Regions from separate parts of the Homo sapiens genome. Here region 1 is linked to region 2. The links are chromatin loops, found by intact Hi-C in ENCODE. Cell type or tissue: Panc1. All regions are shown on one strand.

Region 1 (8,000 bases), 550 kb after region 2:
CAACATCTCATAGAGTTTTAGGCAGACAGACACTGAGCAAGATTCAGAACTAGTATTCTCTTCCAATGACCAAGTATTCCTGGGTCAAACTCATTATGCAATGGCTTTCTCTTGCCGTAGGGTCACATTCTCATTCCCCATGCATGTCCACCCAAATTTATCAGCCATGCTCAAATTGCAATTTAGGTTTAAGTGGGGACCTCTACTATAATACAGAAAGCCGAGGCAATAATATAAATTGCTAAATACAATGTAGAAATGAGGAAACACTAGGATGTCAGCTCCATAAGAGTAAAGATTTTTTATCTGTTTTGTTCTTTGTAAAGCAACAGCTCCTAAAACACTGCCCTCAATAACCCTTGGCAGTTGAATGAATGAATTCTGGTTCCATATGGCAAACCATTCACAGAAACAAAAGCCTGCTGTCCTACCTACACATTGCAAAGGCAGCTTAGCCCAGGTGAATGGGGCAAAGAAACACTTTCACCAGGTCTGTCTACACAATTGGTTTTCCCGTCTTTTCTAACATCAGCCCAGCGAGTTCTCCTTGCCGGAGGCTTTGCTCATCTCAGTGAGCAGAGTAAGACCAGCTCCTCTCCTGCCCAGGCAGGGCTCGCTGCTGCCGCCTGCTGAAGCTTGTGCAACCTCCCTCAAAGTACTGATTCATAAGCCTTTTCATCGCAGACCTTTTGAGAAGCCAGTGAAAATCTCAGCTCTTTCCCAGAAAAAATAAATTGCACGATGCACAAACATACACTTTGTACACTATTTCAAGAGATTAAAGAGGTCCCTGGAGGCCCACCATATCACACTAATGGTAGAATTTGAAGCAAACCAATCTAAAAAACAGGGAATTGTTTTCTTTTTTGTTCGATTAAAGAAATGTTCCATATGCACCCAAAAAAAAAAAAAAAAAAAAAGAGAGAGAGAGAGAAATGTGTAATCAACCAGCATGGACCTAACAGCCATCAACATTCTGCCATTCTCATTTCATCCATTCCCCTCAACTTTTAAAATTTTTATTTATGATAGAATGTCTTACAACAAATCTAAGATAGCTTTTAATTTTATCTGTAAATACTACAATGTTTCCAACTTATCAGGACTTTTTTTTTAACATTACCATTGAACCATTATTGGACCCAACAAAATTAATAGGACTTCCTTAATGTCATCAGATAGCCAAGCTGTTTTATATTTCTCCTGATTATCTCAAAAATAACTTTTTTACAGTACTGTAGTTGGTTCAAATTTGGATCCAGGACCAGACATTGAATTAGGTTGATATATTTGCTAAGATAGGAATTAGTTTATACTGCGTGAGTGGAAACCACAAACTGGTTATTTTATGAAGGTGGAGGAAAGAGGGAAGGTGTGTGTTGGGGGAAGGATGGGGAGTAAGTTAATGAAAAGTATCAAAAAATTTGAAAATTGGGGACGTTTTAGAATTCTTATTTGATCTATTCATTTCATAAAAATGACATTGATGCAAGTTCAGTCTTGAGCCCAATGGCCAGATAAAACTATACCCAGGAGATCAGAGGGAACATTCCTCCTCTGAATCTGATTGTGGATAAATTGTATGTAGCTTACCTAGCATTTACATTTGATTTTATTCCCTTCCTCTTCTTTGGCTAGGATAAAGAATTATCAGCTAAGTTAAATAGAAGACCCAGAATTCTCAGATATAGTTCATCTTGTTCTGTGGGGACCATGCTAGACTTATTAGGATCCTATTCACCTTTTGATATAGTAAACCCAAATATAATGGGATTACCTGCTGTCTTCCTGGTGTATCCAGCGCTGATGACTACCATCAGATTTCTTCTCCACCAAAACCACCTCCATGCCTGATCGGAGATTGGGACCTTGAACCCCCAAGACTAGCTGAGGAGCAGCATGGCTTATAATCTGCCCATCTCTGTATTCGAACTGCTGATGACAATGCTTGTGCAATTTACTATGCTTTGGTGAACAGCTGAGATAAAGAAATCTCTATTAGTGGCAGAAAAATGTCCCATGCACTTGATCATGCACTTGATGTGCTGGAGATTATAAGTTCTGTTGGTGAGAGCTCCAACGTGAAACACGTTAACTTGAAATGATAGACCATATCATTAGAATGACGGCAATGCTACCAGCACTGCACTTCTAAGCTGACATAAGAAGTAGAATTCTGAGCTTATTTTGTAACATAAATAAATGTTTACCAGGAGAATATTTGAAAAATTCGTTAGCAAAGAAAAAAGAACTTCAGTTGACAAGGTAATTTAAAGAGGAAAAAGTAAAATTTAAAATTAAGTAAGAGAATGGGGGCAGGGGCATGTAGAATAAAAACAGAGAAATAAAGGAATTCTATTCAAACTATGATTGTTTCTTTCCTCTATCTACAGTATCCCTGGAAACAGAACACCATTCTCCAAGTTTTTAACTCACCTCTAACAAGTCATAGCATATCATAAAATAATGATGCACTAATAATTTAAATGACTGTCTTAAGGACCTTACATTAAGCAGAAGTAACATATTACATATCACAACACATTGTCAATTAAATTAATCTATAAACATCTATTAAGCCCCTACTACGTGCATGGCCTAGTGCTAAATGTTGAAGTGTCAAAAATGTTTAATTCATGTGTTCCAGTGACTGCTGTAATGTCAAGTAAATGTCTAAAGATTATGAAATAATACAAAGTACTATATATTCCTGTCATTTCATTGGACATTGACAAAAAACATTAAACTAAAAAGGAAGAAACTGCATTTTCTTAATTTCTTAAAAACATTAGGGCATCTTAAATGCTTATTCAGAAGTTCACTCACACATTCATTCAACAAATATATAGGCTCTGTGCTAAGTTGTCAGGAGGCAAAGGTGGATAAGCATACTGTTTAATAGAAAAAAACACACAAATGAGTAAGATATTATACACTGAACAAAATAAACCAAAGAGTAAAGGACCTTCCCGCAAAATTTTGTAAATATTTTAATCAAAAACATAAGACAAAAATGTGCATGTTGATAGAAACAGCAGCTAACAGCAGTGAAAACTCTTGGGAATATATGTGTCCCAAGGTGAGAAAACTAACACTAGACAGAAATCTTTAAGAGGAATCCTTTGCAACTTTTTACCTGTGTTTCTTCTGTGGTTCCACATTTTCAAAGAGCCCTTTTTCCGTTTTCTTTGGAAGACTGTCATCCTCATCAAAGTCATGTGAAGTTTCCTGCCAGGCATACCTGGGAAGTGTGTGACAAGCCTTCATTCGAAGATGAGCTCTTACGTGTGAATCTCTATCAAGGTTCAGAAGCAAACATAAGTCTAAGAAATCTCATTCGTGTTCACAGAATTTTTTTCTGAGGTGTAGTCTGATCATATTCCACAGGATGTTGGTGGATCTATAAATCTTATTTCCATAAGGGTGCCTAATACTGGAAATTCACATCTCACTAATACATCATTTAGATCTTTTAATATAAGGCTACAAATAAAATTCCTCAATCACATAATAAACAGCATTCATCTTTGTCATGTTTACTCAGAAAAAAATGGGACTATGTATTGTATTTCAAAAATCATAAAGATTGACTACTCAGTAGTTTGAGAAATTCACAATGAACATGTAATGAGACTCCCTCTCTCTACCCCATAATTGGGTCATAATTCTGACTGGAACAGTACAGCCTAGATTACCCGGTTTTGTAAAGTTTACTCATTAGACAAGGTTAAGAAACCTTAACTTTTCCAAGATTTCTCCACAGAGAAATCTAGAGAAACTCAAATAGCATCTGCACATATGAGCCAGCTTTTGATAGAGAATAATATACTAAACAGAGTAAATAGTCATAGTTTGAATAATTGAGTCAGCCTTCTGGCTTCTTACTAAAATGAAGATATAAAGGGGATCAGTAGCCGCCATATAGATCTGTATATATAAAGTTCCAGGCCACTGTTGAGAGCACATTTGCCTTCAGTGGGATTGTGATATGAGGACTGCTTGACTGAGGAAGGATAAATATACAGGCAAAGCAGCAAGCCTATTTCAGCACTCTAAGTATGCGTACCTGTAAATAAAGTTCTCTGGGACAGACTGATCACCAAGGTGCTTGTCATAATTTGATGTAACTACAAGCATTATTAAATTACCAAAATCTTCAGGGACAATTCCTGTGCTAGCAGAGCTGACCGTACTCTTTTCAAATGTAATAGAAGTATTACATGTGGATATGAAACTGGTGGGTAATCACTGCCTCATTCAGAACTACAGGCAGCACAAGCGGCTTCTGAAGGCAAACCTCTCCCTTTACAGTTAAAAAAAACAACAGCGCCATCTTGTGTTAAAAATAAAACGCACAGCTTTCTCATCAATTCCATTTCTTTGGGGAAAAGGAAAAAAAAAAAAGTCATTCTTAGTTTTAACAAAGTTAGCAGGATGCAAACAAGATTCTTCACCCAAATCCAGATGTTTAACTTTCTTACTCAGAATTTCTCTATCAGCTCTTGAACTTCCTGGCAAATGAGGTATAGTCAAGTCAGTTTTAGAACAGTCATTTTTCAGTCCATCTTGCTTTATTAATTTGTTCATTCATAGAACAAACCATTCGTTAGTTATTCACTCCTTTAATCAATATTTATTGAACATCTACAAGACAGGTAAGTTATCAGTGCTCACGGAGTTTACATTCTAGTGGGAAGAGGAGAGATTAAATAGACAAGTAAATGAATAAACAAGATAAATGCCATAAGTTGAATAAAATAGGATATTGTAATGGAAATTGACTGGGATGGGGTAAGGTTTACGTTAGCAATGGAGTCAAAGAAGGTTTCTCTGAGAGGTGATGTTTGAATTGAGACAAAGACAATAGAAAGGGGCCAGCCATGTAAGGATCTAGAGGGAGAGCATTCCAAGCAGAGAAAAGAACAAATGAAAAGGCTATGAAGCAAGATTATGGTTAGCCCACTTGAAGAACAGAAAGACAGTGGTGTGACAGGTATGCAGTGAGTGAGGGGATGGTAGTTCTAGACAAGGCTGAAGAGGTGGGCAGGTACCTGTGATTCAGTGAGGAAATGAGAAAGTTTCCCCCACTCTCTGTGTTCCAAAAATCTTTTTTTCCTGCAAAGCACAGAGTAGGCAAGTGCTACTAGAATTTCTTTTCCATTTTTCTTATTGTTTGTGCCGGACACCTTTATGATAAAAAAGCAATCAAAAAGGATCCTTCTAGATTGATGTTCTAGCTGCTGGCTTTATGCATGTCCCTCCTTAAATCATCCCATTTTTCAAATATGCAAAAAACTCCAAACAAGCACATTTAAGAAAGTCTGGGAAAAATCTTACAGTGACTTCCTGATATTAGATGATTTAGGATTATTTCAGGATCATGTCATCAGAAATGGTTCAAATGACTAGTGACAGCCTGGAAAATAGATAACCCTGTATATTAAAAAATATTTCCAATAGTTTAAGGGCTGCCAAGTAGAAGAGGTATAGGGCATAGTACAGAGAAACATATGGAATAATAAGATGGAGATGGTCTAAATAATTATTTAAATGTTAGAATGGGCCTCCTTGAAAACAGTGATCTCTCTGTTATTAGGAGTATTCAAGAAGAGGCTTGAGCAAAAGAGCCTGCTTGGAATATGCAGTAGATGCCTGCATTGTACTCTGAGAGAACCCAATCACTTTTAACCTCAAGGACTCCAGGCCTTCATGAAATCTCTGATTCAGAACAATGACGATCTTTGCTCTCAAAAATGTTTCTTTTTTCTTACTTTCTGTTTATTTTTTTCCAAGTGCAGACTAAGAGGCTAGATGACACATTCTTTAGAAGGGGATGTGAAAGTTCGTGGTCAATTCCCTGACTGTTGAGAAAGATGCCATCTAGGACCAATCATTCTCTCTGAAAAATGCCTTCTGGTGCCTTTGTTAGTGTCAGTCATAGGACCAACTGAATCACCCATCCAAATGAGGAAGTTTGGTTCCTAAAATAAACGTTCATATTCTTATAATTGAGGATAGAAACAATTAATAACAATGATATATAAATTAGTTTCACAATTATTGCAGAGGTAATTGGCCAGGTATTTTTGGTTTTATAATTTGGAAACACATTCAATCTTTCATTCATTTATTCAGTAAATGATAATTAGAACCCATGTGACAGAATCTTTGCCCTCAACGTTCCCAGGCTGGTAGAGGGAGGGGTAGGCAAGGGGGAGAGGGACTGACAAGCACATTGCCACGTACAGTCATTGCTGTAATTGACTTCAATGCTAAAGTATCATTCTACAGATAAGTACGGGGCAAGTAAAGGCACTGCAGTGGAGAGAAATTCATATGTGGCTCAGAGGTCTGCAACAGAACATAAACAGAATGTGCAATATGCAGGCGACAGCTTGTCGTTGCTGAGCTGGAGGTTGGAATTCATGTGGCAGAAAGAGACAGTGGGCATGGGAATGCAAATGAGGGTCAATGACAGGCATGAACCAGGGTCAGAAGGCCTTGGGATTCCAGATGAATAGGTTTTTCTGTCTGCAATAGGTACCCTTAAAAAACTATGTGAAAAGGATTGTACATTAGAAAGTTAATTGTCTACAGTTTAACTTAGAGGGGAATTGGAAGGAAGATATTACGGCAATAGAGAGAAATCAGAAAGCTATTTCAATGATCCAGAAAGATAACTGTATATTAACATGTGTCAACTTGAACTTAGGGAAGAAGTTTAATTTATCCTGAAGTCAATGATTATGGAAACAAAATTTGATGAATTCCTCAAATAAATGCCTACTATCCTAAAATTCTAGCCTCTTAAAAATAATAACATTGTAACAATATTACTGAAAATAGATCACTGTGATGGTTGAACATCGAAGCTGTAGTTGTATCATTTTGCCGGAAAACTAATTAAATACTAGCTCTTCAGCTGCCATTAGTTTCACAAACTTGGCATGAGCTCCCTGCATGGGCTCTGTGCTGTTATCGGGCTAATGAGCTGAGTTCAAAAAGCAGCCAGGTAGCTTTTCAGGCTACACTGATTACTTACAGAATTTCACTGGAAGCATTTTCCGTTGTTAGAGGATCTTCTTGCATTTGCTTTTCTTCCGGTTCTGTAACTTGCTTCTCTTCTCCAAAAATTGCTACAGGTTTATGCACAGCAAGCTTGCTTCCAGATACAATGTCACTTTGGACTTCTAAAACAAGAGCTGAGCAGAAATTCACAAATTGCAAAGACATATTACTTACAATTGCAGAGCATCAGGAATTTAAAAACACACACTAAAATACAAATGCAAAATAATTCCATCTATTTGGTCTATTCATAGGTTACTTATTAAACTCAGTTGAATTTAATTTTAATTTTTATAGATTCTTTACTCTCAAGATATTCTTAGTCAAAAATACTAAAAATTGGTCTTTCCAAAGATCAGTTAATTATCATATATCGTAATTATTCAAATGGGCTACATTATTTAGATATATGTTTCTAGATCATTCTCTGGGATCCAAAACTCATCAGTGGAAGTCCCAGTCCCAGTCCCAGAGAAAGCCTTGAATGACACATGCAAAGTTTTACTACACGGTGTTCAATATATATAATAGGGCAATGTTTTAAATTATACTAATTTTTTTTCTTTTTCTTTTCTCTATATGGACTTTTGTCCTGGTTCCTGGAGAAAACTTAATGGAAGGAGGAAGATCATGAGGAAATTAGAACTTTTATAAAAGAAAAGCAAAAGTCCAAAGATAGTTTTTGACATTCAAACAGCATACTGCCATCGAACGTGGAAGTCAGGATGACACAGTCATGATCTATGGTTTCTCCAAAAGCCTGTAGCTCCCACTTACTGTATCAAGAGTTTAACTTCAGGATTGACCTGGAGAAAAACCATCACTCCTGGGCCAGAGGGGATCTGGGGCACAAGACAGAGAAAGCCAGAAAACTAGCACAGCATGTCTTGATTCTCTCTACAGGCTTCACTTTGGGTATCTTAGTTAAACTG
Region 2 (8,000 bases):
TGTGGAGGCTGCCTTTCTGTAGCTAAGCCCATCTATTTATCTTCTTTGGTGCGGACCACTAAAAGGAGAAAGCTGTTTAGACACTATCTTCATTATAATGCTTGGTTTATTAAAGACTAAAAGGATACTTTGATTCCCACTGTACATATAAGTTACTCATAAGTTGGAAAATTGTGTTTCCGTGAAAGCAAATTACTGTACCTTAAATTATTTCATTAACCAGAATGCTCAGTCTTTGATGGGAAAAGGAGGATTGATATAATTTTACTTTAGTTCAGGTTTACTATGCAGAATTATTTGACATTCTTCTTTAATCCTTTGGTCCTTATTCCGCATCCTCTCTCCCTTCTCAGAGTGTGTGTTTGGTGGGGTGGGTAGGTTTGGTGGTGATATTGGTTTGGGTCATGGTTTCGGTAGATGAATAGATTTGGAATTGCATTCTTTTCAGGACTCAGCAAATTGGTGTGTATCGTTCTGGGTTTTTTCAATTGGTTCAAGTCTACTATTTCTCCACTTAAGCAGGTTGAAATATCTAATGAAACAAGCACTGCTAGAACCAAATCTGTTTATTCCTGTTGCTGAGATCCTTTCATGCCACTTTCCATGGCCCCATTTCTGGTCCAGAGGCCTGGTCTGCCATTAGAGAGAATCACAAACCAGGCCCTACACTGTGAAACCAACGAATGATCCCCAGTACTGTCATGGATGTTTCTTGAAGCCACTGGAGTCGTCCACTGTGGTCGGAGAACTCAGGGAGGGAACCTTCTGCATTGCTTCCCAGAGCAGCTGTGGGGTGACAGTAACAGGCAAACAGTGGAAATGCACACCATCCTAATACAAGGGTGGAAAGTGTTCAGTTGTGAAGAGGCATTTATGTTTACACAAACAGCCAGTTTTTCCTCACATTCAAAGTTACAGAGTTGGACAAGGCAGGCTCACGAGGTGACAAAGAAAAATTTAACTAATCAGGCAGGCTATCCCCAAGTGTTCCAATGGCATGGATGATTCTGCCAAAGGGACTAACTGATGAACAGGTAGCTGGGTGAGGAGACTGCAGATCTTTGTCATCCCAAGCAGATGAAGGTTCCCCACTTGATCAGAGGCAGTGATTGAATTCCCATTTGGGGATCCCACAAAGAAATGGATTGACATTGTCAAGCAATTAATCCAAGGTGAAGTACGATTTAAAAAAATTGGGAAATGAATAAATGCAGTCCCAAGCAATCTACCTGTGTGACACTGATGCAGGAAAATTGCCTTTGAAGAGGTTGGCAGTTGTCTTTGGTCCTTTAGCAAATCCTTCCACGATAACTCTGAAATGAATAGAAGGAGCAGAATTGGATTAAACAATTTTAAATTTTACTTTCACAAAACATAAACAAGGTTTAAAATTTTGAAATTCACAGAATCGCCTCGAATGTCACAAACCTTATGAAGCACCAAGGAGCTAATCCCTCTTATCTTTAAGACTGGGATCAAGGATTTTTTTCCACTCTGTAGGAGCTCCTGAGAACCAACTTTTGCAAAAGAGTCAAGTTGCCAAGCCAGAGCTGGCAGAAGAGTTGCTCCATAAAGTGAGAACAGAATGGAATGCACTCTCACCTTTGAGTTCAAGTGCATGTTGAGATTTTTATCTGAAATGAATTCTGATTAATATCACCTTGGACTAAAGGAGAAAAACATTCAAGCATGTGTTTATACTTGTTGACATGAATAAAAGATACACCTTAAATCTGAGTCATAATACTAGAATAAAAGATGATTATGAAATGCATACCACTGATATAGTCTCACCAAGAAAGTCAACATTCAAATTCCCTAAGACATAGAGAAATTTGTTTCAATAACTTGTCCAATCACTCTTTAGCCATAAGACCAAACTATGGTCCCTACCCATACCACTTTGTTCTTTTGAGTTATTGTCTGTTTCTCACTCTAATTAATCACTTCCCAATCATATTTAAGGAGAAAAAGAAATGGACATACCTTTCAGGGATGCTTTAAAAGCTTCATTATTGTTACTGAGAGAGGACAGCAGGTTGAATTCCATGTTCTGAGGAGAACATTGCATCCATGACAATGTCACACACACACGAGAGCATGAAGCACACCCAGGTAATCAGATGGTGATGCATAGTCCTGCAATCAGCTCTCCTTATTGACCCCGAAGCCTTGCCTTCAGCCAAGTTAGATCTTTCAGTGGAAATAAGATGGAATTATTTCAAAATAAGATGGAAATAATTTGGAAGTTGGCTGGGTAAGACCTGTTGACATGGAAAAGCAGGTTTTTTCCATTTTTCCACTCTCAACTCTATACCCCCTAGATAGACACTCTTATATTTCCTATTTCACCTTCCACAATTTCTTGTCAAAGATTACTTTAAAGTGTACAAAACAATGATATCTAAAGGCTTCCCATCTCACTTAGAGTAAAAACAAAGTCTCTATAATCCCTCATCACCAGGCCACCAGCCAACCACTCACCCAATGTCTTAATTCCTTCTCCAGCCTCCTCCAGGCACACTGGCTTACCTGTGAGTCCTTGAACATTCTGGGCACATTTCTGTTTCAGGGCCTTTGCACTTGCTCTTCCCTCCATCTGGACTGCCCTTCAGTGCCTACATGGCAAAGTCAAGTCTTAATTGTCCCTCTTCGATAGAGACTTCCAGATCTATCCTATCTAAAATTTCAACCTCTCCCACCTGCCAAACAATTTCTATCCTCTTTCCTAACATATCATATAATTAACTTTTCCAATCTCATTTATTGCCTGTCTCTCCACTCGAATATAAGCTCCATGAGGACAGTATTTTATACACTGCTGTATCCTTTGTGCCTGGAACAATTCCTGGCATGTAGTAATGGCCCAATAAATACTAACTGAATGAGTGCATAAATAAATGAATGAATATCAGTGATTCACTAAACCCACCTCTCCTTCATTCACACAAAAGCCAGGTCCTTTCACAGGGCACTTCCAGCATTGCCACCATGATCTTAATTGCAAATAGTTACTAGCTGTTACCAGGCTCCAAGCATTGTATGAAACACCTTACATACACTATCTTATCTTCACAAGCAACTCCTGAGCTGAGTGTAATCATCCCCAGTTTACGATGAATAAATGATGAGCCAGAGAGATCAAGTAACCTGCCCACATTGGCTTGCTAGTATGTGGTAGAGCTCAAATGAAAGTCAAAGTTAAAGTTTGTCTAACACATGAGGTCTTAACCAGGGATGATTTTGCCCCCAAGGATGCATGTGGCAATGTCTGGAGACATTTTTTGTTGTCATAACTGAGGGTTGCTACTGAATTCTAGTGGACAGATAGCGGGGATACTGCTAAACATTACTACAATACGTACGACAGCCTCCCATAACAAAGAATTATCCTGCACAAAAGGTCAATTGTGCTGAGGTTGAGAAACCCTGGTCTAACTCCATAAACTGTTTTTAGTCCCATTGCAGTTTTGCTCGATTAGCTGCTAGCGGCAGTGCAAACTGCACCAACCCTTTTATAAAGCAGTATGACAATATTTCTTGAGAGTGTTGAATGTTTTCATACCTTTTGACTCTGCAATTCTACTTCTGTAAATCTAGCCTAAGGAAATAATCTGAAATGTGGAAAATGCCCCCAAATATTGATCATGACATTATCTGTAATACTAAAAAATTAGAAACCAGTTAATGTCTGGTAATAAAGAGATCATTAAGTAAATTCTGGAATATCCACTTGCTGGAACATTAAGCAGCCATTAAAATGATATTTATTAAGAATTCATAATAACATGAGAAAATGCTTACATAGAAATGTTAAATTTTAAAAATTGTTTTCAAAAGTATGTAAGCAGTATGACCATTAAATAACTGACAAAAATTATGCATATAAAATAAATGAAACAGAAATACATTAAAATATTAATAGTATGGTAGCACTAAGGTTGGTTAATTTCTTTCTTTTATTTTTCAGTACAGTACTTCCAAAACAATAATATAATAATAATGTAAAAAATATAGCAACAATGTATTCATTTTATACAGGAGAAAATATCATTTAAGAGATCGGGGTTTTTTCTCTTAAAAAAACGTATTTTTGTTTTAGTCTCTCTAAAACAAAAAGACTGGACCTGATGGAGTTCGAGGTTACAGTGCGCTATGATCACACCATTGCACTGCAGCCTGGGCAATCTTGGATGAGGCTTTGATAGCTAGTGTCATAACTTTTGTGGGCTGAGCCTCAAGTTTTGTTGAGATAAGAGCGTCTGGAAAGTGGGTGAAGGATGAGAACCAAGGACTGGGCAACAGAGCAAAACCCCTGTCTGTGAAAAAAAGAATAGTAAATACAGCAACTGTGGTGGTGGATTTGCCTCTTATATGGATTAATTAACTGTTTATTTCATGTTTATTATTCCTCCTAAGTAACTGTCTTTGTTACAGGAAGCGAGAAATGCTTAGTTATGTAGTAGTAGCTGGAACTAGCTCCATCTTTGCCAGTTTATAGCTATCAAAAACATGTTACTCACTCATCTTAAGTGTTATCCTAATATTTGAAAAAGGTTTGATTCTATTAGGGCAAAGAATTCTCACACTTACAACCAGGACTGCCATCAATGCAGTTGGGGTTTGGGACGCAGAGGGACACGTGAAAGGTGGGTGCCATGGTCAACCTCCTTCACATGGGCATCCAAAACAGGGAGCCACAAGTCTAGGACTAAGAGTCCTAGACTCTTAGGGCTCTGGATTCCAACAGGCCTTGGATCGAGTCACAGCTGCACACCCACCACCATGTCTTTGAGTGAAATCTTAACCCCTTTGTGTCCTCTCTGAACTCAAAGTCCATGTTTAAAACTGCTGTGAAATGTTGTTAATGCTTGCAAGACTCCTTGCTCTTTGCACACTGTGACCTGGGACCATTCACTTGCAGGAACCTGCCCCCACAACTAGCCAAGTCCTTGGTTCTCATCCTTCACCCACTTTCCAGACGCTTTTATCTCAACAAAACTTGAGGCTTAGCCCACAAAAGTTATGACACTAGCTATCAAAGCCTCATCCAAGATGTTCTATCTTTGGACTTGGTTTTAAATTAAACCTGCCTTCACCCTCTGGACTAATAGAGATAAGGTTGGCTTTCCGGTCAGCCGTGGACTGCAGGCTAGAATGAGGAAGGACCACAAAAAGCAGCTGCAGAGACAGCATCTTCACTCATTCAGACACTATTTGGGCAATGAAAGAACAGAGAACTCGGTTATTTAATTAACCCTCCGAGTCTCTGGAATGTAAACATTTTCTTTTGTAAAGCTCTGAGACCTCTCTTGTTTCCAACCAGCAGGCCTTTATTTCTGCCTCTCCTTCTGTTTCTCTGCTCTTGACCCTCTTGTAATACATTGTTGGATGACTTGTTTGCACAGAGGGACAGGCTTATTTCCCACCCCCCTCCCAAATTCTTGAGGCATTAGAAATTTTCTCCCTTATCAATTTTCCACGGACTGGCCCTCTATTCCCTAATGGTGCTGGATTGGCACACACCACAGACACCGGCTCTGAAACAAAAGAAAAAGCAAGAAGATAGAGATGCACACAGCCAGCCTCCCTGTCTATTCCCAGTGTGTCCCACTGACAATGCTGTGTGGAAGGGAAATTGTTCTATCAGCGACTGTGTTAGATTCATGACCCCACCACAACCTTGAATTGGCCTTTAGTTGTCGCTGATGGGAACTGAAGAACAGCGCCTGTCGACATGATTGCTACTCTCCAATGAATCAGAACATACAGGGCGAGGAGCAGCACATTAAAGTAGCAACAGAAATATATCACTGTACTTTTATATAGATGTATTGCTTTTGCCCAGGCATATAAATGATTGGGCCAGCCACTTAATTTTTTTCAGGGACTATAAATTAAAAATAAGCTAAGGGTTTTAAAATTATGTTCTTTTTTAAAAACCAAGGTAGCTATTTTAAGGCAACAGTCAAATATTTAAAGATCATCTTATGTGGATATTTCAGCGACTGTCATTGGGAGGAAAATCAGCCCTTGCCGCCTGCACTCCGGTTACTTAACACATGGGCGCTGATTTATCATGGGTTGTCATTTGCTAATTGATCTTTTTTTAAAAGTAAATGTTCCCCATGTTTACTTCTCTGCCTGCTTACTGAAGAAAGTATAGTTCACAGATTTAAGTTGTGATTTAAATAGACAGCAAACATATTTACCAGCCTAGAGCAAGATGCTGGAAGAGTCAAGGTGTTCAGAGAAAGCTGAGAGCAGGGATCAATGATTCTGAAATTGGGAGGTGATAGGGCCCCATTGAGAATAGGCTGGAGCTCATGGAACCTCTCTCCAGGAGCACACGTGAATGCTTGCACTTCACAGCAAAATTTTTCCTTTTGCTTCAAGGACTCACAAACTCTCTGAAGCCCCTCCCTGGAGCCCCTGTTTTTGAGGTTATCTTGTAAAACTATAAATTTGTGACACACTGGGATGCGGTGATCAGCTGTGATGTATGTCTCAAGTAACTGCTTACTAATAACAGGTCAAATATAGCTGTTTGCAAATGATTTGCTTTTAGAAGTATACACATCTGAGAAGATTCAAAGGTTTACCAATAACAGCATTACTCTCACGTAGTCACCATAGCCAATAAGACCTACATGATCTAGCCCCTGCCTATCTCCCTGATATTACCTCTCACCACTTTTCTCCTCACTCTACAAGATTCAGTCACATGGCCTCCTTTCTGATTTTCAGCCCACTGAGTTACTTCCTGCCTTGGGGTATCTGCAGTGCTGGGCAATGTTCTAGGCACAGACCGAACAAGACCACAAGATCTGTCTTTTGTGGATCTTACATTCTGTGGAGGGAAACAGCCAATAGGCATATGATCAAATCCCTAAGTTTGATCATTTCAAGTGTTTTGAAGCAATTAAAATGGAATGAGGAGGGGCTAGAGTGTGACCGATGCATGGCCAGGTAAGGCCTCTTTGGAGAGATTGTAGCTGAGATTTTAACTGAGATGGAGAAGTGAGAAATAGCTGCAAGTCAAAGGGAAATATTTGTGGGCAAATCCAGTAGTAAGTGCAAATACCCTGAGGCTAGAAAGAACTTGGTGGGTTGAAAGGTCATCAAGTAGGTCATTTGACATCTGATATGCTCTCTCAGGGAGAAAATTAAATTATCCATGCTGCTGCCCAAATGATTGATATGCTATGAGCAGTGATGGTGACTACAAATTAAGTGTTTTTTTCTCTGCAATAATTTTGACTTTTTGTCAAATACTTGATATGCAAATTGAAGTCATTTAAGACCTAATTAGAGATGGGGGGAGCAGGAAGTCCAGAGAGGTAAGGTAGTTTACCCAAGGTCACACAGCTTTGTTATTAAATTAGTTTAGTGGACAGACCAAAGGAAAGCCCTGGCCTCTGCATTTGCAGGGTGGTATCCTTGCAACACTTTGCCTCCCTATTATTTTCATGTAATTTAACAAAGATCATTTTGTCTTGAAAACTAGTCTGGTGTCTGGTTCCATATGCTGTTATGGTCCAGAGACACACTATCATTACACGGTTTTCAGCTTTTACAAAGTTTTGTTAAATATCTAGCTCAGGATTCCTGATTTCTCCAGAGGTTGATGAAGCCAGTGGTGAGCTAAAAATCTCTCACCTCTAAAGAAAACCAAGTATCACTGTCTCCTCTGGGCTGAACATTGAGATCTGTGAGACTCTAATAAGTTCTGGGTCCTTACCTGCCTCTGGTGGAGCCTGTGGTTAGGACAGATAGACTCCTAGCTTTGTATGCCTATGTCAAGAAGGCTAACATTGGCACCCCCCATACCACTTTCCATGCGTCCCAGTGGCCCCCAAACAACAAGTGAATTGATAGCAGTCTTGATTTTAACTAAGTGTAGGAAGTCTTTGATCTGATGGAACCAATGTTTCTAAAATATTAGAAAAAAAATTGGAGACGAGTGAGTGAAATATTTTCAGTAGCTGTAAATTGGCAAA

The links. Hi-C counts contacts between places; a loop is a spot of excess contacts. Peaks named below come from ENCODE experiments on the same cell type or tissue, not always from the same donor. Only the 100,000 strongest peaks of a DNase experiment are listed, where the experiment ranks them.
Region 1: it touches region 2 in a loop (4-fold over the local background); 6 of 110 quality-filtered maps call a loop at or near these places.

Annotation. Positions count from the first base shown.
Region 1 is chr11:30,913,734-30,921,733 of GRCh38, forward strand. It overlaps DCDC1 (doublecortin domain containing 1), which reads right to left. Exons shown (of 39, transcript NM_001387274.1): 25 at 7,043-7,202; 26 at 3,137-3,295; 27 at 1,778-1,978. LOC105376611 (a long non-coding RNA gene) reads left to right here. Exons shown (of 5, transcript XR_007062642.1): 5 at 7,674-8,000. Among named protein-coding and RNA genes, the nearest start is that of LINC02859, 180 kb to the left of the region's middle. In Panc1, CTCF peaks have their summits at 639, 838, 4,372 (motif pointing left) and 4,571; a DNase peak (open chromatin) is centred at 4,323.
Region 2 is chr11:30,359,259-30,367,258 of GRCh38, forward strand. It overlaps LOC102723403 (a long non-coding RNA gene), which reads right to left and starts at 3,923. Exons shown (of 4, transcript XR_001748162.1): 1 at 2,533-3,923; 2 at 1,987-2,193; 3 at 1,230-1,313. In Panc1, no CTCF peak of the experiment used is centred here; no DNase peak of the experiment used is centred here.